Linked DNA regions of Mus musculus: regions 1 and 3 are each linked to region 2. The links are chromatin loops, found by intact Hi-C in ENCODE. Cell type or tissue: left cerebral cortex. All regions are shown on one strand.

Region 1 (8,000 bases), 91 kb after region 2:
ATATGTGTATGTATACCACATATACGCCCTAGGGTCAGAAGAGGGCTGCCTGGAGTTACTGATGGTTGAGAGCCACCATGTGGGTACTGAGAATTGAACCCATGTTCTCTGAAAGAGTGGCAAATGCTCTTAATCGCTGAGCCTTTTTTTTTTTTTTTTTTTTTTTTTTTTTTTTTTTTTTTTGCCATAGCTCTATGATAAGGTAAAGCTCCCAGCAAGAGTGGCCCAAGTCAACTTGTCAGTGTGTCTGGTGTCTGGTTGGTATTGTGAATATTAAGACTTTATGTGCCGGGCATGGTGGGGCATGCCTTTAATCCCAGCACTTGGGAGGCAGAGGCAGGCGGATTTCTGAGTTCGAGGCCAGCCTGGTCTGCAGAGTGAGTTCCAGGACAGCCAGGGGTATACAGAGAAACCCTGTCTCGGAAAAAAAAAAAAAAAAAAAGACTATGTGAATCATCATTTATCCTTTGAAAACTGTTTTCCCACCTGCTAATCTGGGGAGAAAAAAAAAGTGAGGGGTGTTTTACTATCTTCACTCTCTAAAGAGGAGACTGTGTTCTATTGAGAGGTCAGCTATGTTTGCTCAAGGTCATGGAACTGGAAATGCTGAGAGTGAGTTCAAATCCAGCTTGCCGAGCTCTTCCGCATGCCTCTGTGTGCTTCATGGACGCTCAGAGGGCTCCTCCAATCCTTACTTCTCCATCCTCTTGATCTCGTTTGCCATTTAGAAAATATTTTCACCTAGGGGCCAAAATAGTAGATAGACTCAATCAGGAAAAAAAAATTGACCAATGCAAAAATAAAATTTCACAAAGACAGGAAAAAATGGAGGACTTGTATACAACCTACCAAAGAAACAATGATTGACAGGATGTGAAGAGTCCCTGTGAAGTCTCCTTGCTGATCACCATGGCAGAAAGGACACAGACCATGCATGCTTCCCTGTGGTAACAGTCTCACATGGAAAAGCATGTGGGTGGTACCCACCTTCCCCAGCATCCGTGTCTTCCAGTCCTCTGGTTGTGGTTGGGCATCTCAGAGGACAGTGAAACATCTTTTCTTCAAGGATCCCCTGTGCGCACACCCCAGTCCATGAGGGTGTTCTTGAAGACTCCCCCGCCACCCCACATTTACCACAACTCCTCTGCTCATTGCTTCTAATTCTCAAAGACAAGATTCCTTTTTTTTTTTTAAAGAGACAAATAGAAATCTTCATATTCTTGGGCTGTTCTATGAAACCCCCAATGATGGCCGTTTCCAGTGCCCTCCCCCGAACCAACTTAAGCTGACTGCTACCACCTCACTGAGTTCTGGGTATATCCATTTAATATGGCCAGACAAGCAGCCAACTGCTGTTTTCAAAAGACAATCTGACAGATTCTATTCACTTTCAAAGTAGCTCTCCATGGCTGGAATAATTATCTTTCATTTCTCTCACTCTGACCTCTTTCAGTGATTTGTTGACATCTGGAGAGTTATGGGCGAGCTCAGAAGGGCCAGCTGGACTTTCTATCCCCGGAGATACTCGGGAAGGATTCCCATGCAGCATCAAAAATAACTCTCATTTTTTGCAAAGGGGCAGCCTGATCTACATATTAATAAGGCACTCTCATCTTAACTAAAAGCTCAAAGGAAGGAGAGGCAGCCTTGTAACTCATTCACTGAGATCTGAAAAGTTCACTTCTCCCTCCAAACCAGGGTTCCCTCACTGGACTCACTAAACACACACACACACACACACACACACACACACACACACACATACACACACACACACACACACACACACACACACACAGAGAGAGAGAGAGAGAGAGCGAGAGAGAGAGAGAGAGAGAGAGAGAGAGAGAGAGCAAATAACCCCTTATTTTCAAACATGTTTGATTCTGTCCTCCGCTGAGGGAGAGAAAGAAATCCAAGCAAACAGCAGGAGGCCCCACTGTTTCATATACCGCCAGCGGAGTGTGGGGTAAGCCTTGCTACAAGGCTGTCTGTTAATAATTTGCATACATGCTTTAAGGATGTAGTGCGGGGGCTGAGTGCTTTCCTAGAATGCAGAAGGTCCTGTGTTCAAGTCCAAACACTTCGTGGATAGTGGGCTCCTATGATCCTAACACTTGGGATGTGGAGGCAGGGGGATTAGAGAGTCGAGACCATCCTTAGCTATGGAGTGAGTTTGAAGCAATTCTGGCTACATGAGATCTTGCCTCAATAATGATAATATTTATTAGTAGTAGTTAAATCATTATTTGTGTTTATACAGCCAGCCCTTCACTGCAGGCGTGTCCAAGGGCCTTTCTACTATGAGCATGGGACATGGCCGCAGCGCCATTTCCGTGTTTTCTCTAAAACCCAGGCTAAATGGATGGCCCGTTCTTAAGGGGCTGCACGTGATCAATAACATTCAATTATGACCATAGATCCCATCGCAAATGGGACGTTCAGTTCAGCATCTCAAAAATCTGTTCTTTTCTTTTCCCTTTCTCTAGGACAGCACCCCAACACACACACACACACACACACACACACACACACACACTTGGAGACTTTGGCCAACAATTTAGTTAACTGTCAACCAAAGCACGTAGTCAATTTCAGTATAGGTCTCCTGCCCAGGAGCAGTCAGCTGACAAATGAACTCAAGAGGGTTTTTTGCCCCATTTTGCTTGCTTGCTTTCTTTCTTCCTTTCTTCCTTCCTTCCTTCCTTCCTTCCTTTCTTTCTTTCTTTCTTTCTTTCTTTCTCTCTTTTCTTGTGGGTTGTGTGCGTGCGTTTCTTTTTGTCTTGTCTCGTTTTTTGTTTAAAGACAGAGAAAAGAACATAAAGTCAGAAGGGTAGGGGGATTCGAAGGATCTGGGAGGGGTTGAGGGAGAGGAGAGAAACTGTCAAAATATATGTGCAATTTTTTTTTTAAGAAAAGAAGAAAAGGGTAGAAACAAAAACAACAAAACAAAATAAAAATGAAGACCTAAGATGCACCGCGGTAAGAGGAGCCCCTCGGGCGGGAAGCCTGCCCCGGGGGATGGGCTTCCATTCAGAAACTGCTCAGGTGGAGCGAGGCTCTGGCCTGAAGACTCCTGTTCGCCTACAGGCTCTCATCAGTTCTTTCCCAGCAAAGAGCCGCTGTGCGCGGGCAACACCCACTAGTTCTTTCGATCAACAGCGCCCCTTACTGGCTAGTGCACTACAAACTCACGGACTTCTTGGACTCCATCACAGTCTTACCCCAACAACTAGCAAATGAGTCCCTTTCTTCCTGAAACTTTAAACACACAGAACCGGTGGAGGCGATCTTGCGATCCTAGCTCCAGGGTCCTAGCCACCCCTCTGCCTTATCGATCTCAGCAGAGCCAGGTTTCTCTTTGGGAGGCTGGTCCTCAGAGGAGCTGTGTCTCCTGGGAAACCAATAAACTACAGATAACACTGTGATCACAGCAGATCTGGCAGTATCCCAGAAGGAAAATCTGCTCCTCTGTGAGCTAGAGGGACTTGAATTCTAAGTATGGCATGGGGCAGTAACTAAAAAACAGATGCACTGGGCTTTTTAAAATGCTTTTCTGGGGTTTCCCACAAAACCCCTTTATTCGTGTGCAGAGGAGCTCGGTCCTGGCTGGCTACAGGTTGTGTTTGAGTTATTTTAGGCGAGGGGGTGTCGCAGAGGGAGACAGACTTGGAGGTGGAGGGAATTTATTTTGGTAGAGGTACTTTATTTTGCTCTCTTGCCTGGGAGGACCTGTCTCCCTTGGGTAATTTAAAGTTTGTTAAGAACCTTGGAATTCCTCGGAGGGAGGAGCGCCATTGCAAATAAAATAAAGAGGTCACAGGCAGAGAGATGGAGACAAAGGTGACCCCAGGCAGTGCCTCTGGGTTCTGGGCATTTGACAGTGGGGTTGGCTAAGGTCTTTAGGCAGCTAAGGAAGTTGCCTCTCCTAACCTTGCTCTTATTCCAATATTTGTTATGTGCCTGGATGTGTAATATTTCTTGTCCCCAGCACCATGCTGGAATGTTTCTATATGTTGGTTGATACATTTAATCTTCACACAGCCACCAGAAGACTACTTTTGAATCCAACCCATATGTGTCTAACTAAAAAAAAATGTATCACGCTCACCCAGCTTTCTCCCCCCGCCCCCACTTGGGAAATGAGTTAGATGAATTGATCGTTCTGAGCCAAGCTTCCTAGACCCAATGATGTGGCCAGTATATTGACCCCTAGTCTCAAGTCAGCAATGGCTGTTCTCTCAGGGTGTCTTCCCTTTGCCTTGCCCAGAAAGTCTCTGTGGCACTCTGTCCCTCTTCTTCCCGACGCTTTCCTGTCTCTCAAACACAGACAGTCTGGACTGTCAACTTGGTGTTCCTGGCAGGAAGAAACCCACACTCTGTATTTTAAAGGTTCCTGGTAATGTCTAGCTAAACACTCAGAACACTGGAGACTGTGCACGCCATATCTTTCGACTATGACATCACCAACACGTTCCAAGACTGCAGGCAGGAGGAGACCAGCTTCTCCAGGCCCGCACCCTTGTTGGCCCCAAAGCTGGGGATCATAATGTCTAGACTTTTAGGGAGCCCTTTCCATTCATATACATTTGAGACAGAAGAGAAACTGATGTCTGTTATTACAAGTCCCGTTAACCCTTGGCACTAGGGCAAAGCAAACCTTCTTTTTAATGCCACTGGGGGTACCCTGGATCCTCGTATTCTCTGGGGAGTCACAGTTTTGTGTAATCCATGCTTTACTAGGAGTTTGGGACACGGATTCTGAAGAGGCACATCGATGCATATATTTTTATAAGATATTAATCTGTCAGTCATTTCAAGAACAGGAAAATTGTGAGACTAATACAACAAACTTTAAAAACATAAATTGAGAGATAAGTGGCCCACGTGTTACCCCATCTGTGCTGGAGCTTTTAGACAAGTCCATACGAGCTAAGATCATCAGGGAAGAGAGAACCGTAACTGAGAAAATGCCTCCGTCAGACTGGCCTGTAGGCAAACCTGTGCACCATTTTCTTGTTTGATGATTGATGTGAGAGTGTCCAGGCCACCTTGGGTAGTCCCACCTCTGGACAGGTGATTCTGAGCTATATAGAAGAGCAAGCTGAGCAAGCCAGTAAGCAGCATTCCCCCACAGTCTCTGCGTCAGTCCCTTCTTGATTGACTGTAAACCATAAGAAGAAATAAATCCTTTCTTCTTCAAGATACTTTCGGTCATGGTTTTTTGTCACAGCAATAGAATACAAATTAGAACTCTATCACTTTCAAACACTGAAGTATGTAACTTCTAAGGAACCCTCTGTCACAATCAAGACACATCTGTCAAAAAATTAGCCTTGGTGCCTATGACCATCTAACCTCCAAATGCCACCCAGCTGCTTCGGTGAAGCCTTTAACAGCAGACACACCAGTCCAGGGTGACTCCTCTCTTGTCTTCTCATACCTTCAGACTCCTCCAGTCCGTAACGGTTTTGATTTTCATGACCCAGACACTTGGTAATGAAGGGGCAATTATCTTGTAGGCCTTTCTACAGTCTGGCATTTCCATACAATCCTTTGTTACTGGATTCAGGCTGTAACTCTTTGGCAGGGTCAGCATCACAGACGGAATGTTTCTTTGGGATCGAGGGGAACCTGACTTTAATATTCTCCAGTGGTGACTGACATAAGATGAAGAATGTGGTATTTTCACGTGTTTCCACTTGATTTACATGCATCAGAGGTTCAGATCCCCAATACTCAGGTAAATGACAAGCAGGTGTGGTGGCCACCTGTAGTCCCAGCACGCAGGAGGCAGAGACGGGTAGCCTTCTGGGCAAACTGGCTCGCTAGGCCAACCAGAATTGTCAAGCTCCATGTTCAGCAAGAGGCATTGCCTCAATATATAAAGTGCAGAGTCAATATATAAAGTGCAGAGTAATTGAAGAAGACACATGACATCCATGTCAGACCTTTATAGTCAAGTGCACACACATGCATCGCATACATGCAAACACATCTGTACGTACACTTGCAAAAAAAAAAAGAAAGAAAAGGACAAGGGGAAGAAAAGCAAGATGGACAATGCCTGAGGAATGAATGACACCTGAATTTGACCCCTGGCTTCCACATACACACATGTGCATAAACACACGTACACATGTATCCGCATACACCAAACAGGCACATGCGTGTACATACACATAAATACACAAGTGCAAAAATGTAATTACCATCTGACCTAGCAAATTTAATTCTGACTATATGTCCCCAAAGAATTAAAAGCAGGAGTTTAGGGCTGAGGAGACCATTCAGTGGTTAAAGTGAACGAATAACAACCAGAGTTTGTCCCCCAGAAGCCATGTAAGTGTTAGCTGGCTGGGGCAATGGACCTGCAGTCCAGGACCCATGTAAGTGTCAGCTGGCTGGGGCAATGGACCTGCAGTTTCAGCCTTGGGAGGTGAAGACAGAGGCCTGGAGCAGGCTGACTAGCAAGACTAACCATATCAGTGAGCTTTGGGTTGACTGACAAACCTGCCTCAATGAATAAAGTGTAAGATGGTCCTGATAGCAACTTCTACGTGCACACAGGTACATATCCCATATCCACCCAGATACACACATGTAGAAACACATACACACATGCACACACATATACACACGCGCACATACACACATGTGCACATGCACACATATACACATACACATGCATGTATACACACATGCATACATGCACACGTACACATATACACACATGTATACATGCACACATACATACATACACACATGAAAATGGAAAAGCGAGAGACATCAAAGAGGCTTTTGTGTTTATAGCAGCAACATCCATAAAGAACAGAAGCAACCCAAGTGTCTACCAACAGATGAATGCGTCAACACAATAGGGTGCGTGCATGTAATGGGGTATTATCCAGCCTGGGGGAGGAAAGGAAGCCTGATTCCAGCAATGCTGTGGGCAAGGCTTGAAGACACTGTGCTAAGTGAATTAAGGCAGATACAAAGAGACAAGTGCTTTACAATCCTGTTCACAGGAGTGTTACAGGTAGTTAGTCACAGAGACTGAGATTAAGGGACAGCGGCAGCTGTTGGAATCTGTGGGGACTGGGGAGAAGGCAGGGTTACTATTCCGTGGGTGCTGAGTTTCAGTTTCCCCAAAGGACAAGCATTCTGCAGATGAATAGAGGTGGCAGTCACGTGACAATGTGCTTGCACTTAATACCACCAAAGTATGCACTTAAACGTGACTAACACGGTAAGGTTCATATTGAGTGATTTTTTTTATCATAATTAAAAAAAACTCCAGAGATTAGATCTTATATGAAAAGCAAATGAATTAAGATGTACAAGGCCTCCACACATGCTAAATGCTTCATAAATAACAATATTACAGCTTTACAAAGTTATGCCCTGTACCTCCTCCGAGGAAAGCTTCCTGGCTATTGTGCGATGCGGGGATGGAGGGTTATAGCTCACGAGAGTGTTTATGTGACAGTGACCAAGAGATGGACAGAGCTCATGACTGATGCATTGCAAGGGTCATCCCCACAACCGCAAACTCAGTCCATTCGAATCATATCTCTAACAAGGGCCTCGGGTCCAGAAAGCCTGCTGTAGAAGACTCATGTCAACCTATGAGAAGAATCCATTGGCTCCCTCATCCGACTTAGCATGGGATGTGGCTGCATTGGCTTGATATCATCTGGCAGGAAGGAAGAATACTATCATGGGAAATGGATTGTGGGGAAGGGGTTAACCTGTGCTTAGGGGCTATGCTCAGGGGACCTCTCCTATGGCGCCCGCTCTGAGGACATCCACCAAGTGTGCCTCTACTGAGACTCGCACGTGTGCTCGATTCTTACCACAGTTTTACGAGGCGGTGGATAGCAGCAGCAGCTTTTTACAGACAGAAGGAAATGTGAGGCAGGCAAGTGGCCTTCATGGACTGTGAAGCAGTGGCTAACCAGGAGACAGCTCTAGGGTGGAGTTCCTGGAGGCCATTGTTT
Region 2 (8,000 bases):
ACCACCGCAGCTGCATCTCATTCCTGTCCATTGTCGTTGTCTCCCTTCGCCCCCCCCCCCGCGACCCCCAGTGGTTCGGCTTGGCCTGAAGCCAAGGGGCAGCAGCCTGAACCCATCTCTGCTTCCCCGGACCAGGGCTCCGAGGAAACAGCAGGTGGCTCACTTCGCCTTGGGAGAGCCTGGTAGTTGAGCTCAGGTCTGACGAGGTCTTCACTTGCCTTAAGGGGAGATGCTGCAACTCCCAGCTTCGCGCCCCCCCCCCCACCTCCCACCCCGTGATCCGAGGGGCAACCTTAGACCTCATTAAATCTCTTGGGAACTAGGTTAACTAGATGGGGGAAACCTAGTTAACGCTGTTGTCTATGTGGCGCGTGCATAAAACTCAGTGTGGCCATCGCACCACTAACCCCCACTTAGTGGTACTGACTCACCTCTATCCCGGGAATGCGGGGCTCAGTGAGCTCCAGCCTGCGGAAGGAGCTCGGAAAAGGAAGAAGGGGCGAGAGTGTGGGAGTGCTGGGTGACCTGAAGCTCAGGGTGGGGGAAGGGCTGGGCCCCAGAGGAAGGTGGGGTGGGGGTGGGGTGACCACAAAGGGATAGGAGGAGTCTGTGTACAAAGGTGAGAAAAGAGCCTTGAACATTCTACTCCTGAGAATGGGTCCGTGGAAAGGGGGAGAAGCAAGGGAGGTCAGGGCCCCTCGGGCTGAAATGCAACTTGCAGCCCGCAGCTGGGTGCAACAGTTGCTGCGGTTTTGTCCACACCCCCCAACCCCCCACCTCGCCAGAGAAGAGTGGCAAGCAGTGGTAATGGGCTCCACTTCCTCAGTATGTGGGGTGCTCCTGGGTCTACCCTACCAGGGAGGTGCTGGAAATAGTACAAGTGCCTCTTATTCACGAAACCCAATAGAGGGAATTATCACCTCTTGTTAGCCTGGGTGGGTCTCCTCTGCTCCCAGAAACTAGTTGCTTCTCTAGAATCCAGTCTGCACTGGCTAAATCCACTTTACAACTAAAAGGGCACACAGGACTTGTCAAAGGAGGGGGATGCTTCCCATAAGTGCTTGGAAGCCTGGACTCCCCCACCTAAACCTCCACATCGCACACACTGGAATAATTCTGAGGAGGCAGGAGATTAGCTCCGGAGCAGTGAACCATTCCTGACTTTGGTCAAAGAAGCAGAGGCCAAGTAACTCCTGGACACCTGGCAAAAGCAGGGAAGAGAATGGAAGTTTAGAACAAAGCTGTGGAGGACTTGGAACCCAACCCCAACATTGACTTCTAATCAGTGGTATCTGTAAAATGGGAACAATGACCCTTCAATGCCAACGCCAAAGAGGGGAACTGGGCAACCAGTTTGTGTGCTGAGCCCAACAGAAGTTCATTTCCATCCTTGTCCAGTGCTACCCGGATGTCATCCCACCAAGAACTTGGATCAGGACAGAGATGCATTTCAGTGGCCAGGATCATTAAGAGCAGGTGGCTGGGACCTGGGAAAGTAGCTCACGTCTCTCCAAGACTTAGTTTTCTCTTTGTAAAATGGGAGCGATGCTTCTCTTTAGGGCCAGCTAGAGAGTAACTGAAAGAGCCAGTCAAAACCGGCTGAACGCGTGCGGGGGAGGGGGCGGGGTGTTGGGGGGCGCAGCTCAGATAACCTTGAAGCAATCACCAGCTCTGCCATTCTAAAGGCTCACTCACACCCCACAATTCGGAGTACAGAAATGACCTGTTTATTGAATACACCAATAGATCCTTGCCCACAGATGCACTGTTTTACTGTTACTAGTCCTTGCACAATTGCTTGAGAAGGCCTTTGGAAACATTCACCGCGCGCATGCACGCCACCTGCCAGCCAGGCAGGCAGACGTACAAAACCCTGGCGAGGTCCGGCTGGGGCTTCACGCTGAGTTTTGCCAAGCTCCGCCGGGTTCTGACTCCTGGAGTGTCTTACCGCACACGGTTGAGCTCCAAAGCTGCCATTCTACAGTCCTTCTGGCTTCCGGACCTCCAGTCCTCACCCCCACTCTCCGGTGCCAGAAGCCTTGCCTGCCACCGCCACCCCGGGAGGATTCTGCGCAAGGACACCGCTCTTCTTGGCAGCCAGGCAGAATCGCTGCCTGAATGCTAGTAGGAAGGAAGGAAGGAAGGAAGGAAGGAAGGAAGGGAAAGGAAGGGGGAGAGCCAGGACCAAATAGGGAACCAGGGAATCGGTGGGAGGTCTGCGCCCTGGAGCCCCGCGAGAGTCGCCCCAGCCGGTTTGGCACTGGCTCCTCCTGGGCCGCCAGGCTGCGGAGCAAAGGCCGGCCCTTACACGCACCCGGCCTTTTGTGCAAAGGCAACACAAAGGAGAGGGAAAAACACGTCTTCCGTTTTGAAGGAGGAGGCCAACAGCTCAGGACGCCTAGGCAAGCCAGGAACTCCCGGAGCCCGGCCTGCCGATTAGCCTAGGCAAGTGAACTCTCCATTCCCAGGGAAGGCATATTGGTCCAGCTGCGTGTGTTGGTTGGAAACGCGTCTCTAGGGCCCACCCAGGACACACAGGCAGGAGCTAGATCCTGACACCGGCGAAAAGTATCTCTCGGACCAAGAAGGACAAGCGGGGGCTAACCCCGACTAGTTTCCGATGGGGTGGGAGGAGTAAAGGAGACGCACGGAATTGTGTCCAGCCTCTGACTTGCCTCAGAGCCAGAGACCAAGGGACACAGATGGCCCTCAGGCGGCAAGCAGCTCTCAGACGAAGAGAAGGCAGCTGAGAGGAGAAGGAGACAGTTGGGAGCTGCCCGTCAAAGCTTCCGACTTAGAGAGTGAGGACCACCAGATGCCTGGAACTGCTGGGACAAGCTAGTTAGCTAACCAGGCTGCTACGCTAGCCACAGGGCTAGGGGAAGTGGAAAGGCTGGGGGTGGGGGTGGGGGACGCAGAGCCAGCTAGCGCTGCGCTCTTGCCTTCCGGCTCCTTTTCCAGGCTCGCCGCTGTAGAAAGGTTTCCCCAACTTTCGTCCGGGTCTCCAACTCCAGCTACTGGACCAAGTGTACAGAATGTCAGGCAGTTCTCCCGCAGACTTCCGGACGCAGAAGAGACAAACCAGTAGAACGCAACAAAAGAAGGAACCTGGGCGCTCGGATGCTCCGGGCAGTCACACTAGCCTGGGTGGCTGCAACCTATCTCCCGCATATTGTACCGCCTGAGGTTTGTTAGGGACTTTGGAGATCCACATCCCAGCTGGTGGCCCCACAGAGCTCACCCCCACGTACGCCCTCTCTGCGGTTTGCCAACGAAGGCCCAAGAGTGGTCCTCACATGCCCAAGCTCCTAATCCCCACCACAAGCCCCGTGTGACAGATTCTGCTAATTGAACGGTTATGGGTCATCCTCATAACCGTTGGGCGACATTATCACCACGCTTCAATTCTTCATGTTTTAAATACATATTTAACGGATGGCTGCAGAGCCAGCTGGGAAACACGCGGGTCGGAAAACAATGCTTCAGAAGGCACGAGATGAGGGGCAAACGCGCCAGCCCACTGACACTCGAGGGTGGACCCCAGGGGGGGGGGCGGGGGAGAACTTAGCACGAAATGAGGAGCAATCGCCTGAGTTTTCATGCCTGTTCTGACTTTGCTACAAGAAGACCAATTACTGTTTGTCTGCTTGCTTGTTAAAACTACATATGCGAATTCAAATACCAAGCAATGAGAAGTAACGAGAAAAGACCGTTAAAACTCCGTGAGAAGGAATTGGCGCTTATGTTTGGGGGGTGGAGGAGAGGTAGCACCCGAGATCTGTAAAAAATAAATATCCCAACAAACAAACAAAACGCATTTGAGCTGGAAATGTCCGGATGTGAGAAACAGTTGGGGGTGGGGATACAACCTACTGCCCCCATGCTTGGGCACTGCCAATTGCTCGCATCCATCCACGGTAGGCAGGGTCACCTGTATGGGCCTGGCCGTATTTTCTCCTGGAGGCTTGCTGAAATCAATTCCTAGGTTTTCACTTCCATAAAATGGGTGAGTGTATAGTTATCTCTAGACTTCCCCAGGCAATTCACCCAGATCCAGTTTCTCAGCTTTGTATGTGTGTGTGTGTGTGTGTGTGTGTGTGTGTGTGTGTGAGAGAGAGAGAGAGAGAGAGAGAGAGAGAGAGAGAGAGAGAGAGGCTGCTACCTATAAAAGACGTCCCAAGGCAGCTAGGAGTGTGTTTCAAGTATCAACTCCCATCCACAGCGGAGAGCCTCCGATAATTCTTTGCAAATAATGTTGCCTCTACTCCAAGGCTTGGGCACCAAGATGTTGGAAGTTCAGTGGCTGGGTTTCCCTGAAAATGAATGAGGTGGAAGTCGTTAACCATCGATGCGTTGGCGCTTTGACTGTATTGAAAATAGCTCTCCGGAGCTTCTACACAATCTAAACTTTATAATGAATTGCGATTTCTTCCCAGAGTGCTAAGAACCTTTCTCTGCTTCCTTGCCCGCCCCGTGCTCTCCAAGGCCATGCCCCCACCTGGGGGCGCTACCGCCTGTCCCCAAAGCTGCAGCAACTGCCACTAAGTAGAAAGGAGCTAAGGGAGTGGGGGCCTTCTGCGCCGCTAGTGTTTTCTTATGCAACCACAAATGGTCACAGTTTGATGAAAATCACTCGATAGGTCGGCAGCGGGAAACAGGAGGAGGCGGGAGGGCTAGCAAAAACTCCAGGTGTGGCAAGCAACCTCGGTGTTCATTCTCAGCCATAGAACTGGTTGGCCATCGGACGAGTTTGCAGATTCCCCGTCTCACTCCGTACCCTGGCCTGACGCTACAGTGACAATATTTATATTGAAAGTTGCAGGCGTTCCCTCTCTGCCAGGGTCCCCAGACTTCTTTAGCAGCCCCGCTAGCCCACCCGCTTCTTCAGCTCGCCCTTTCCTCTCCCTGCCCAGGTCCCTCCTCCCATCCCTCCTCGCGAATCTCTCTACCGCGGGCGCCCATTGGCTGTGTGCTGAGAGGAGGCGTGTGCCGGGCCCGGCGGGTTTCATTGAGCGGAATTAGCCGGGTGACATCAGCTTCGCAGCCCCTCGGGCCGGCCCAGCTCATTGGCGCCTCTGCCCCTCCAGGAAAAGCACATTGTTCCCGCCCCCCGCCCGGACCACCGCCACCGCCGTCGCTGCTGCCTCCACCCAGCTATAAAAACCAGCGGAACCCCGAAAGGTGTGGATGCTTATTACAGACCGAGCCAACACCAGCGCCCAGAGCCAGGTTCTCCTCCGCAGCGAGCACCTCAAATCTAATTCACAGTAAGTGTCCCCGCCCCTTAACTGCTCCAGCCTAAACCCCGAAGACCGACTTCTCCAAAGTGGCTAGGATTTAGGATGCACCCTACAGTGCTGGCCTACTGGCCGAGATCCCGCCCCAATAGGTACTAATGACTGCCTGGGTGTCTACACTCACCGCAGCATCCCAGGCTCCAATAACTCCTGTTGCGAGTCCGCAAGCTAGCCGCGCGGTCGTAGAACCAGCGCTTAGAAAGTGAATCCAATGCGGGCTGCCAGTGCGTGTGTTCACGCTTGCCGGCGTTTGCTGCGTGTGTAGATGGCGTTAAAGGCAGATGCGTCTGAGCACCAGATAGAAAATACTTCTCTATTCAGATCTCCGGTCCAGAGAAAAGTCCTCATTTATTCCAGGCCGGACTGAAGAAATAAAACCTCTAGAATGTCCCTCATTGAGGGCCACCCAGAAGTCCCTGAAATAAAGTAACCGGTGGATGAGTGGGGAGGAGAGAGATTAGGATAACTTGCATGCCCCGGGCTGCTAGAAGGCCAGACTGCCGCGGCGTAGATGCCAACCACCTTTGCGGGTTCCTGGAGCTGCCGTGCAGGCGGGGACGGCGATTGTCTCACTTCTTTCTCCACACCCTGTGTGTCTGTCTGTCTGTCTCTGTGTATGTGTGTGTCTGTGTCTGTGTATCTGTCTGGTTCTCTCCTCAAGTTCGGAAGGTTGAAAAAAGAAGGATCATTCGAGAGCTTAGATCATCCCTGGGGCCATGGACTCGGACGCCAGCCTGGTGTCTAGTCGCCCATCGTCCCCAGAACCCGATGATCTTTTTCTGCCCGCCCGGAGCAAGGGGGGAAGCAGCAGCGGCTTCACAGGAGGGACTGTGTCCTCGTCCACGCCGAGCGACTGCCCGCCAGAGCTGAGCTCCGAGCTACGAGGGGCCATGGGCGCGTCAGGCGCGCATCCCGGGGACAAACTGGGCGGCGGTGGCTTCAAGTCATCTTCCTCCAGCACCTCCTCGTCCACGTCCTCGGCGGCCACGTCTTCCACCAAGAAAGACAAGAAGCAGATGACTGAGCCCGAGCTGCAGCAGCTGCGCCTGAAGATCAACAGCCGCGAACGCAAGCGCATGCACGACCTCAACATCGCCATGGACGGCCTGCGGGAGGTCATGCCTTACGCGCACGGGCCGTCGGTGCGCAAGCTCTCCAAGATCGCCACGCTGCTGCTGGCGCGAAACTACATCCTCATGCTCACCAACTCGCTGGAGGAGATGAAGCGACTGGTGAGCGAGATCTACGGGGGTCACCACGCCGGCTTCCACCCATCGGCCTGTGGCGGGCTGGCACACTCGGCGCCTCTACCCACCGCCACGGCGCACCCCGCGGCCGCCGCGCACGCCGCGCACCACCCGGCCGTGCACCACCCCATCCTCCCTCCCGCAGCCGCCGCCGCCGCCGCAGCCGCCGCCGCCGCAGCGGTGTCCAGCGCCTCTCTACCGGGCTCCGGGCTGTCCTCGGTCGGATCCATCCGGCCTCCGCACGGCCTGCTCAAGTCACCGTCGGCAGCCGCAGCCGCCCCTCTCGGAGGCGGGGGTGGAGGCAGCGGTGGCAGCGGTGGCTTCCAGCACTGGGGCGGCATGCCGTGCCCCTGCAGCATGTGCCAGGTGCCGCCGCCGCACCACCACGTGTCGGCTATGGGCGCCGGCACCTTGCCGCGCCTCACCTCCGACGCCAAGTGAGCCGGCCAGCGGGGGTGCGTCCTGGAGAGCCAAGGGCTGCGGAGCAGCGCGGACAGGCCAGCGCTGGGGCTCCGGGGCTCTGTTGCAAGAAGGGGAGCTGGACCACGGGCTGGGCCTAGGGGATTATGGGGAGTCGAATATATGGGAACCGAAGCAATGGGAGCATTTGAAGCGATGGAGAGATGCGTTCGTTCCAGAACCTGGTTGACTCTTTGGCTGAACACTCCAAGGGTCTGGGAGGCGCCATTGTACAAAACGGCCACAACGCGCGGGTACTTTCATCCCTGGAACTTCCTGCCTGCACCCCCAGGAAGTCTAAAAACTAACTTTCCGGTGTACAAAGATTGACTCCCTGTCTGGGCTTAGACGAGACGCAGAGCACTGCACTTGACTTCTTTCCCCCACTTCAGGCGGGGTAGGAGACTCCCAGGAACCGCACTGCAGAAGCGACCTCTGGGCCTCACCCTGCAGGTTCATCCCTGGCCCAGGGCCAGGCACTAAGTTAGTAGACGCTGGCGTGGGTATCAGAAGCACTTAGGGTCCTGTGGTCTCAGAAGTGTGGCCTTCCCTCCTGTTGTCTCTCCTGTTGATTTGTGGTTTCCTAACAAATCTGTGAATGTTCCTTTTCAGAGCACAGGAGCAAGCTTTACAGACGCTTAAAATAGCACTTGTGGAATGGAATAATCCCAAAAGTCCCGATATGGAACGGAATCCTTTTTGGGTCTTATTTTTAAATAGATCTCCCCCCACACACACGCACACACACACTCACGCAACACACATTCTAAGCACACATCAATTGGTTTCTTACCCGACTGGGGACGCTGTTTTTTGGTACCTGGGGGCTTGACAAAAGAACAACATCAAAAAGTTGCTGTGAATATAGTTTGAGCTTTTTGGGAGGGGGTATTCTGTTGGGTTTTTAATAATTTCTTGTGTGTGTAAATATAATATCAACGAAATGCGCGATGCGAAGCTCTTTGTTCACGTGACTCCCCCCTCCGTCTAAGCCCGC
Region 3 (8,000 bases), 79 kb after region 2:
GCTCTTAAAAAGATGTCAAATTCAGATGACACATTTTGGGGTTTGGGTGCCCTTTGCCTGAAGTGTTTGCACCGACACCCACACCCGGAGGGGCAAATAATTCTCTGAGGTGACTGCAGGGAGAATTGTCCCTGAGGCCCCAGGGCATGCTTCCTCACTGATGGTTTCTGCTTCAAGCATATTTTGTGTTTATCTCAACCAATTCAAGGAAAAAGACTTTCTGTGGGCTCATGTGCTTGACCAAGTGTGTGTGTTACAGTCATCACTGGTGTTCAGGTGGCCTCTATTTTCACACCCAACTCTGCTGCTTCCCCCATTTGGCTGTCTGTCTATGGTCCGTCCGTCTGTCTGACCTCTGGCTAGATTATACCTCTTATCTCATCAAGGTTATTTGCTATTCCCACCCCTGAAACACATGCACTCAAGAGGGACAACAAAATCTCCCTGCATGGTCAGGCACTTGAGATGGGTTGGTTGGAAACATGACCATGCAGAAGAAACCTTGTGGTAGATAGATACCAGTCATCAATTCCTCCAGACCAAGTGTGACCTCGTGTCACCAAAACCCTTGGCCATCCCCATCAGGAACTGCTTCTGCTCCTGTGGGGCTGGAGAGCCCACTGCTCCTGGTGCATAACAGACCCCTCCAATCCAGGAAGACTGAAGAAACTCCTTGCCTGCATAATAAGGCAGGGGAGCCTGGCTTCAGTCCTTATCTCCCGCCTGGAGTGTGGGTCCATGTAATAACTGTAGGATATTTTACTTACAGAATAACCTACAAGGCAAGGACTACACACACACACACACACACACACACACACACACACACACACACACACACACACAGAGAGAGAGAGAGAGAGAGAGAGAGAGAGAGAGAGAGAGTATAGGGGCTGATCTCTGGGAGTAAAGACATCAGGATTGGATGGCCTCAATACCAAACTGGTGCAGATCCAAATTTTCCCCAATGAACAGGCAAAGTTTTTGAATTCCCTTTGGCTACTGCTGAAACACTCCGCTCTTCCTGGAGACTGCAGGAGGCTCGGATGGGGTGGTTGGGGCAGAGCACTGGGCATTAAGCTCCATCCTGGCTTCACATAAAGGAAGAAAACTCAAAACGCAGGGGCGGGGGGTGGGGGGGTGCAACTAAATTTAATTGGCTAGAAAGCAGGATTCCTGGGGTCTCCGCTTTCCCAGCTTCCAGAGACGGCTTTAAGAAGGGATTCTTCTCCGCCTCCCAGCACCAAAAAGAAAGGGTTGAGCTGGGGTGGTAATCCAGGTTTGGTCTGGCCAAGACAAATGACATACAGAACATGCAGTCTCTTTGCACACGGCATGTGCTTTCATGGAAGTGGAAGGGGAGAGAAGAAGGTGGGTAAGGGGGTGTAGAAAGGGGGCACTAAAAACAACTTGCTGTTTGCATATGGTCGGGCGAAATCTGTTTTGTCCCCGTCACTGTGCAGAGTGTCAGTAGTGGGCACCGTGTCGTGACAAGTTTCTTTCTTTCTTTCTTTTCTTTTTTTCTTTTTCTTTTTTTTTTTTTAAGTTAAGCTAAGCTCACCCCGAGCCTCGGCCCCCCGAGGTCCTGCAGCTTTAATTGTGTTCAGTATGATCTGGCGAACAATATGTCTTGATAAATGTGAATGGCGATCCCGCGCGCGGCTCCCCTTGGCATTGCCGCAAAGCCAGGCCTCGCTTTAGTGAACCCGTTCAGGAATGTGGGTTAATTCGGCCGACCCTTTTTACCCCCACAGCTCTGTTTTTGTGAGGTTGGCAGAAACTGACACGTTTTCTTTTGCTTAATTAAGTTGTTCAGTAGAAGGCTGGTCAAACAGTTGCATCTACGTGGGGAGTCTGGGGATGCGCAGAAAGCCGTGGGCGTTTCCAACATAAAAAGGGGGATTCTGTTATTGTTTGGGTGTAGACGGGTCATTTTTTCAAAGTTATTGCTGCCTGAGTGACCACAACCTTGCGCAGAGCCCTGAAAGGACATTAAAGCTGCTTAAACACAACCACCTTGGGCTCCAAAGTGTGTTTCTAAAAAGGAGAAAGAGATGCAGGGCGCAAGAGAAAGAACTAGGGCGATAGGAAGCAGTGGCGTTTGTGTGGAACTTTTTTCCATCGTAGACATTTCTATTTTATTTACGGCAAAGCACGGGCTCATTTAAATGAAAGACCCTAGGAATTGGAGCTGGGTAAGGTATAAGTCTCTCCTTTTAGTCAATCAAGACTGGTCGCCAAGGGGCTTGCCTTGGCCCTGAGCAGAAGAGTGGGTCTGGCCACCTTGTACCAGGACCAGGGCTGGTGAAATTCATCCCCAAAGCCAGCCAGTGACATTCCTGCTTTCGTTCTTTGTCGGTGTTATGACAACCACAGACAATATGGATCTCATGGATATTCAGAGTAACTGGGGATCTGGTCCCAGGCTCGCCCCATCTACTCCTCCATCTAATTCAAATTAACTTCAGCACCCATATGCAGGCCTCAAACCCATGTTCTGCGGGTATTATTGGATCACTAGAGTTTTCCTTATAGCACATGCTATGTGATAGTATTAAGAAAAGGCACGTGCCTAAGAAATGGGTTCTATTGCAAAGTGACCGGGACCTTGGGTGGATTCTTATCAATGCCTTTGTGCCTCAGTTTACCCATAGCAGCAGCTGTCCAGTGCTGTTTATAGAGCTTATCCCATGTCTTTCTCTGTGCATTTAGAAATCCCACAGACTTACCAAGCATTTGGCACCAGCATTATGTTGATCAACAATGCAATCTTCAAGTAATGAGCGCCTTATTCTCATTAGCTGCACATCTGAGTCGGGGGCGCTTGCATCCTCTGGGTCTCAGAGGAGGACCATTCTCCCGGCTACAGAGCAGCACACGCTGGTTTTTCCTCCTGAAGCCGGAGAGGACCACATAATAAAATGTTTCCTGATAGTTTCCCCAGGATTTACCACATCTTGTTAACAGACAAGGAGGAATGAGTTGATCATTTGGTGGATTTAAACTGTACGAATGGCAAGGGGATCTTTACGCCAGAAATCATCTATTTTGAGCTGTAGCCCAGCCCCAAGACCACTGACTATAAGCAATACCAGACATTGGCCAGACACTGCCAGAGCTCTTCCTATGCTCAGTGTGTTCAGGTTATACATATTCAGGTTCCCACCCTCCAAAGCACACACACACTCATACACACCCACACACACATGCACGCACATGCATTCACACACACATACATGCATGCACATATATATACGCACACATTTACACTTATTCACACACTTATACGCACATGCAGGCACACACACTCACACACACATGCATGCTTACAAATAAACATGCACACACACCCATCTGTGTTGCATGCTCACACTCATGTTTCAAGTTCCTTCCAGTCTGTCTATGGACGGCTGGATTTAGAAATTTCTGCTTGTGTGTATGCGTGACTGCTCCAGACGATCTTGGGTGCCAGTCCTCACCATTCACTTTAACACTGTACCCCTCTTCTGCCGTCTGCAGGCTAACTGGCCCACAGGCTTCTAGATAGTATGTTACCATCTCACAATAGGGTCTAGCCTAAGGCTAAAGACAAGCTACTGTGCACAGGACGTATCTGAGCTCTAGGGATTCAAAGCCTGGTCCCCATGCTTGTGTGGCAGGACTTTGTCCACTGAGCCATTTATCCAGATCCCAGAAGTTCTGTTGTGCATAACCATTTCCCAAATAAGTTGCTCGAGAAAGCTAAAGCCCAGTCACACAAAGAAAGTTACAAGTGTTCTTTCCAGATCTGTTGACGAACATTAAGAAGATCTGTAGGATGCTGCTGTCTGGCACTCCTAACTTATTCTCTCCCCAGAAGGACTGAAAGAAGTCACTGGAATCCAAATCTTGTTCCAGTCTACGGCTACGGGGCCATAATGATGATGTTGCCCGACTTATCTTCAAAAAGGTGACACTGAACCTACACACCCTCACATAGAACTCAGAAAGAACAGCTGTCCGACCAGTGCCAACGTCTCTTAGAGGACCGTGAGAGGCCAACGAAGGCCTGAGCAGATGGGAGCCGAGATGGCCTGCCGGCAATGGCCGCGAGAGTCCCGCCACCTGGCACTCTTCCTGCCGTCTGGAGGTGCTGTGTGTGGCAGGCGATCCTATGATCCCCACTCGCGGCAACAGGCCTTCTCCTCATCTCTGATTCTCTGACAGCCCGGGCAGATCTCTTGCTTTTGGCTTTTTAAAATCCAGGACACATTTTCTCTCAAAGTCACCAACTTCCAGCTGCCAGGGAGCTGGCCTTCCCCTCTGTTGCCCCACCACCACCATTATGTCTTCGAATCCAGAGAAACAGAAGGCCTTCCTCCGTGTGGGCAAGCCCGCAAGAGTTCGGAGTCTGCATTTGGGCCTTGGGACAGAGGGGAGGATTCACAAGAGCTGGCCAGAAGCCACGCCACTATCCCGGCCCTTGTGGCACCACACGGAGCTGTGCGGCTCCTAGGGACAAAGAGGGGTGTTTTCAGCAGCCCGACGTTCTGCTGACAAATGCATAATAAACTGACAGAAAGCAACCAAGCAGCATTTCAAAGCCCCCAGTTACAGGGGAGGCCAAGCCTGAGTGGGGATGGTCACTTTCTGCAGGTGTCAGGCCAGTGTCCCTGCATTTGCATGTATTTGCATAGACTGTCAAACAGTTGGCTGCCGGAGAGTCTGAGGAGGTCTGGACACAGCCCAAACCTGTCAGTGCCTTTCTCCTTGCCAGTCAAGGTTGGCTTTCGCTGCAATTAAAACAGGAAATGAATACTTCTGACATTGCAATAGACCCAGCCACAGCTGGGCCAAGTTAAATGGGAAGTGTGCTCTGCTTAGAAAGGGAAGGTGTGTGCTCAAACAAAAGAAGAAGAAGAAGAAGAAGAAGAAGAAGAAGAAGAAGAAGAAGAAGAAGGAGGAGGAGGAGGAGGAGGAGGAGGAGGAGGAGGAGGAGGAGGAGGAGGAGGAGGAGGAGGAAGAGAAGGAGGAGGAGGAGGAGGAGGAGGAGGAGGAGGAGGAGGAGGAGGAGGAAAAGAAGAAGGAAAAGAAGAAGGAAAAGGAAAAGAAATGACTGGTAGTGGTTTAAATGCAGAGGGCAACACCAAACATGGGTTTCCAAGAAAAACTAACATTTCACAATTCTCCCAAGCCTCTCTATTATAGTGAGAGGTGTGTGGGCAGCTCACCCCCTGACGGGTACTGAGTTGCCAAGCAAGAAGACCACTCCAGACACTTCACCTCCTATATCCAAAGTGTTGGGAAGAAGCCACTCCTGCAAGTGACACACAACACCCTATAAAGCTCCTCTGTGCTGCTCGGGATTGACAAATAGGTGGCCTGGTTCAGAGGGGGTGAGAAAATTGAGGAGGCTGTTGTTCCCCCACTGCATGGGCACACGGATTACAGATCATATTAGCATATGGATTGCGGTGGGAAAGAAACAAAAATCAGGGCCTCCACTACTGTAAGCATGAATGGCCTCTCAGGATGGAAGGGGGGCGGGGAGAGAAGAAAGCCGGTCAGAGGCAGCAGTTGCTTTTAAGAATATGTAAGATTTCTAGTTTCTGAGGTGCTGTGTTATAGCAGCTTTAAGCAAGACCTAACAATTTGTTAAATACTTCATCTCCAAACAGTGGTGGGTACTACAGTTTCATGAGCAGCAGATAATAGATTCTGTTTATTCGCCAACAATACCGACACTGTTTCGCCCCGGACTGCAAGTGGCTGAGCCATCTGGCTCCTATCTCCACAGTAAAACATTGTCCGTGACACAAAAAATGACTACATCCCCAGGACAAACTAGTGTGACCTCTAAATAAAGCCTTCCTCTGAAGCTATGATATCACACTGCACAGGGGACACCAGCACAATTGAATCTGGTCACCAAAAGCCCAAGTGAGATAGGACTATGTAAATGGGATTTTATAGGAGACGTTTTGTCCTCTGTGCAAACCATCGAGATCCGTCCACAGCACTGAAACATCTTTTTCATTCACCCTGAGGACAACAGTGTGCTTCTTTCTGGGGGGTTGGCAGTCCTCTTTCTCCGGCCCCAGGCCGAGGAAGCACACATCCGTGTCCCAGAGGTGGCACCTGCAGTCGGTCTCTGCTTCCAACAACATGTCACTGACGGCCCCACCTGCAGCAGCCTTTTAGCCGATATTTCACGAACAAGCGAGCCTTTCTCTTGCCTGCCAGGGAGAAGGCCCAAGCTTGCCAGCTTCTTCACAAATAGCTGAACAAGTCACCAGCAGCCTTGTACCACCTGAATGCTCGCTTCATGAGGCAGGCAAACACACACACACACACACACACACACACACACACACACACTGCAGAGAAGGGCTGTTTCAATGAAAGAAGTGTCATTCTCCAGAAATGACCCAAATCCAGTTTCTGCCACCAATGCACTTGTGTCGATGTGATGGGGAGTTTTTATTATAGAAATGGAAAAGGTCAAATGGACCCAAAAGCTGGCCCAGCTTATGTGCCTAGTTCTGACTCCTGTTTATATTGTTTTGAGTTTTATGCATAGGCTTAAAACAACGTATACGAGGACTGTCTCATCAAATAACATCTCTAAATACTTTCCTCATGCAAAATGGGCCAGTTTATAGCCAGAGCCATCTAAGGTGACAACAGGAACAAAAACAACTTTTTTCTTTCTTTCTTTCTTTCTTTCTTCTTCTTCTTCTTCTTCTTCTTCTTCTTCTTCTTCTTCTTCTTCTTCTTCTTCTTCTTCTTCTTCTTCCTCTTCTTCTTCTCCTCCTCCTCCTCCTTCCCCTCCTTCTTCTTTTCCTCCTCCTCCTTCTCTTCCTCTTTCCTTTTCTTCTTTTTCTTCTTCCTCTTCCTCCTCCTCCTCCTCTTCCTTCTCCCTTCTCTTCCTTCTCCTCTCCATTCACTTGTTCAGAGTGTGTGTGTGTGTGTGTGTGTGTGCGCGCGCGCGCGCGCGCGCGTGTGTGCATATACAAGCACGTGTGTACAGATGCACAAGCTCCTGTGTGCCTACAACATGCATGAGGCTACGTGAGGTCAGAGGTCAGCTTGCAGGGTGTGGTTCTTTTCTCTCACCATGTGGGCTCTGGGGGTCACTCTCAGGTTGTCAGGCTTGGCAGCCAGGGCTTTTACCCACTGCACCATCCTGCTGTTCCAAAGGCTGAACGATTACGTGAGAATTTGCTAGCTGGGAAAATCACTTCATAGCTATTCTCAGCATTTAAAAGGGCTAGCACCTATTTTATTTCACACATTTAGAAAATGAGAAGACAAATTCTCAGCAAATGCCTGGCCAAATAGTAAGAGTTTAAGAAACGGTCACTAACAATAATTGTTGACTTTTAACATTCTAATAGAAAAATAACCTAATGAGGACTCATCATGCATCTAAATGCACACTGACCCTTCAGAAGAGTAGATGTATTCACACTGTTAAAATTTGGCAAATTGTTTGGTTAGATTAGAAATTTGGCTTATGTCCAGCTATATTTCTATTGTAGGACTTTATATAGCATGAAGCTGAATTTGACTACATTTTCTATAGATTTATTCTTATGACTGCTGGGTTTTTTTGTTTTTTTAAGATATGCCATGCACACAGTTGCCACCTTAGGTATACATCCATGTGTACAGTTTGACTCTTAAGAGTGGGCGTTGCCTTTAGTGACACCCAGCCTCAGGGTCCTTACAGCAGGCATTTTCCAAGCCCCTCCTGCCCTCAGGACAGGCTGCTCTCTAGAAAGAATGCTTTGGGTTTGGGGATTTTGTTGTTTCTGTCTTTCTGGGTTTGTTTTTGAGAGCTGAAATTTGAAAATGGGTTTCCCCCCAACATGTGATCTGATTGTGAGATCACAAACAGACCTAAGACATGAGGAAGGATTCTTTGTAGAAAAAAAAAATGGGTGCAGATGCCATGTTTACACAATTGTAACTGAGTTCTGGCCCTTTTCTTCTCCAACTTTCTAGCAGGTATATAAATA

Evidence for each region. A loop is a pair of places that touch in the nucleus more often than their neighbours do. Peaks named below come from ENCODE experiments on the same cell type or tissue, not always from the same donor. Only the 100,000 strongest peaks of a DNase experiment are listed, where the experiment ranks them.
Region 1: it touches region 2 in a loop (4-fold over the local background); 11 of 42 quality-filtered maps call a loop at or near these places.
Region 3: a loop joins it to region 2, with 4 times the contacts of the local background. A loop is called at or near these places in 11 of 42 quality-filtered maps.

Annotation. Positions count from the first base shown.
Region 1 is chr16:91,311,166-91,319,165 of GRCm38, forward strand. No RefSeq gene overlaps it. Among named protein-coding and RNA genes, the nearest start is that of Olig1, 45 kb to the left of the region's middle. In left cerebral cortex, a CTCF peak has its summit at 3,173 (motif pointing left); a DNase peak (open chromatin) is centred at 3,172.
Region 2 is chr16:91,220,387-91,228,386 of GRCm38, forward strand. It overlaps Olig2 (oligodendrocyte transcription factor 2), which reads left to right and starts at 5,164. Exons shown (of 2, transcript NM_016967.2): 1 at 5,164-5,267; 2 at 5,959-8,000. The coding sequence starts at 6,014. The coding sequence ends at 6,985. In left cerebral cortex, a CTCF peak has its summit at 4,512 (motif pointing right); DNase peaks (open chromatin) are centred at 2,076, 2,232, 4,578, 5,007 and 1 more place; H3K4me3 peaks cover 4,116 bases; H3K27ac peaks cover 2,117 bases.
Region 3 is chr16:91,299,844-91,307,843 of GRCm38, forward strand. No RefSeq gene overlaps it. Among named protein-coding and RNA genes, the nearest start is that of Olig1, 34 kb to the left of the region's middle. In left cerebral cortex, no CTCF peak of the experiment used is centred here; DNase peaks (open chromatin) are centred at 4,499, 5,848 and 6,054; H3K27ac peaks cover 765 bases.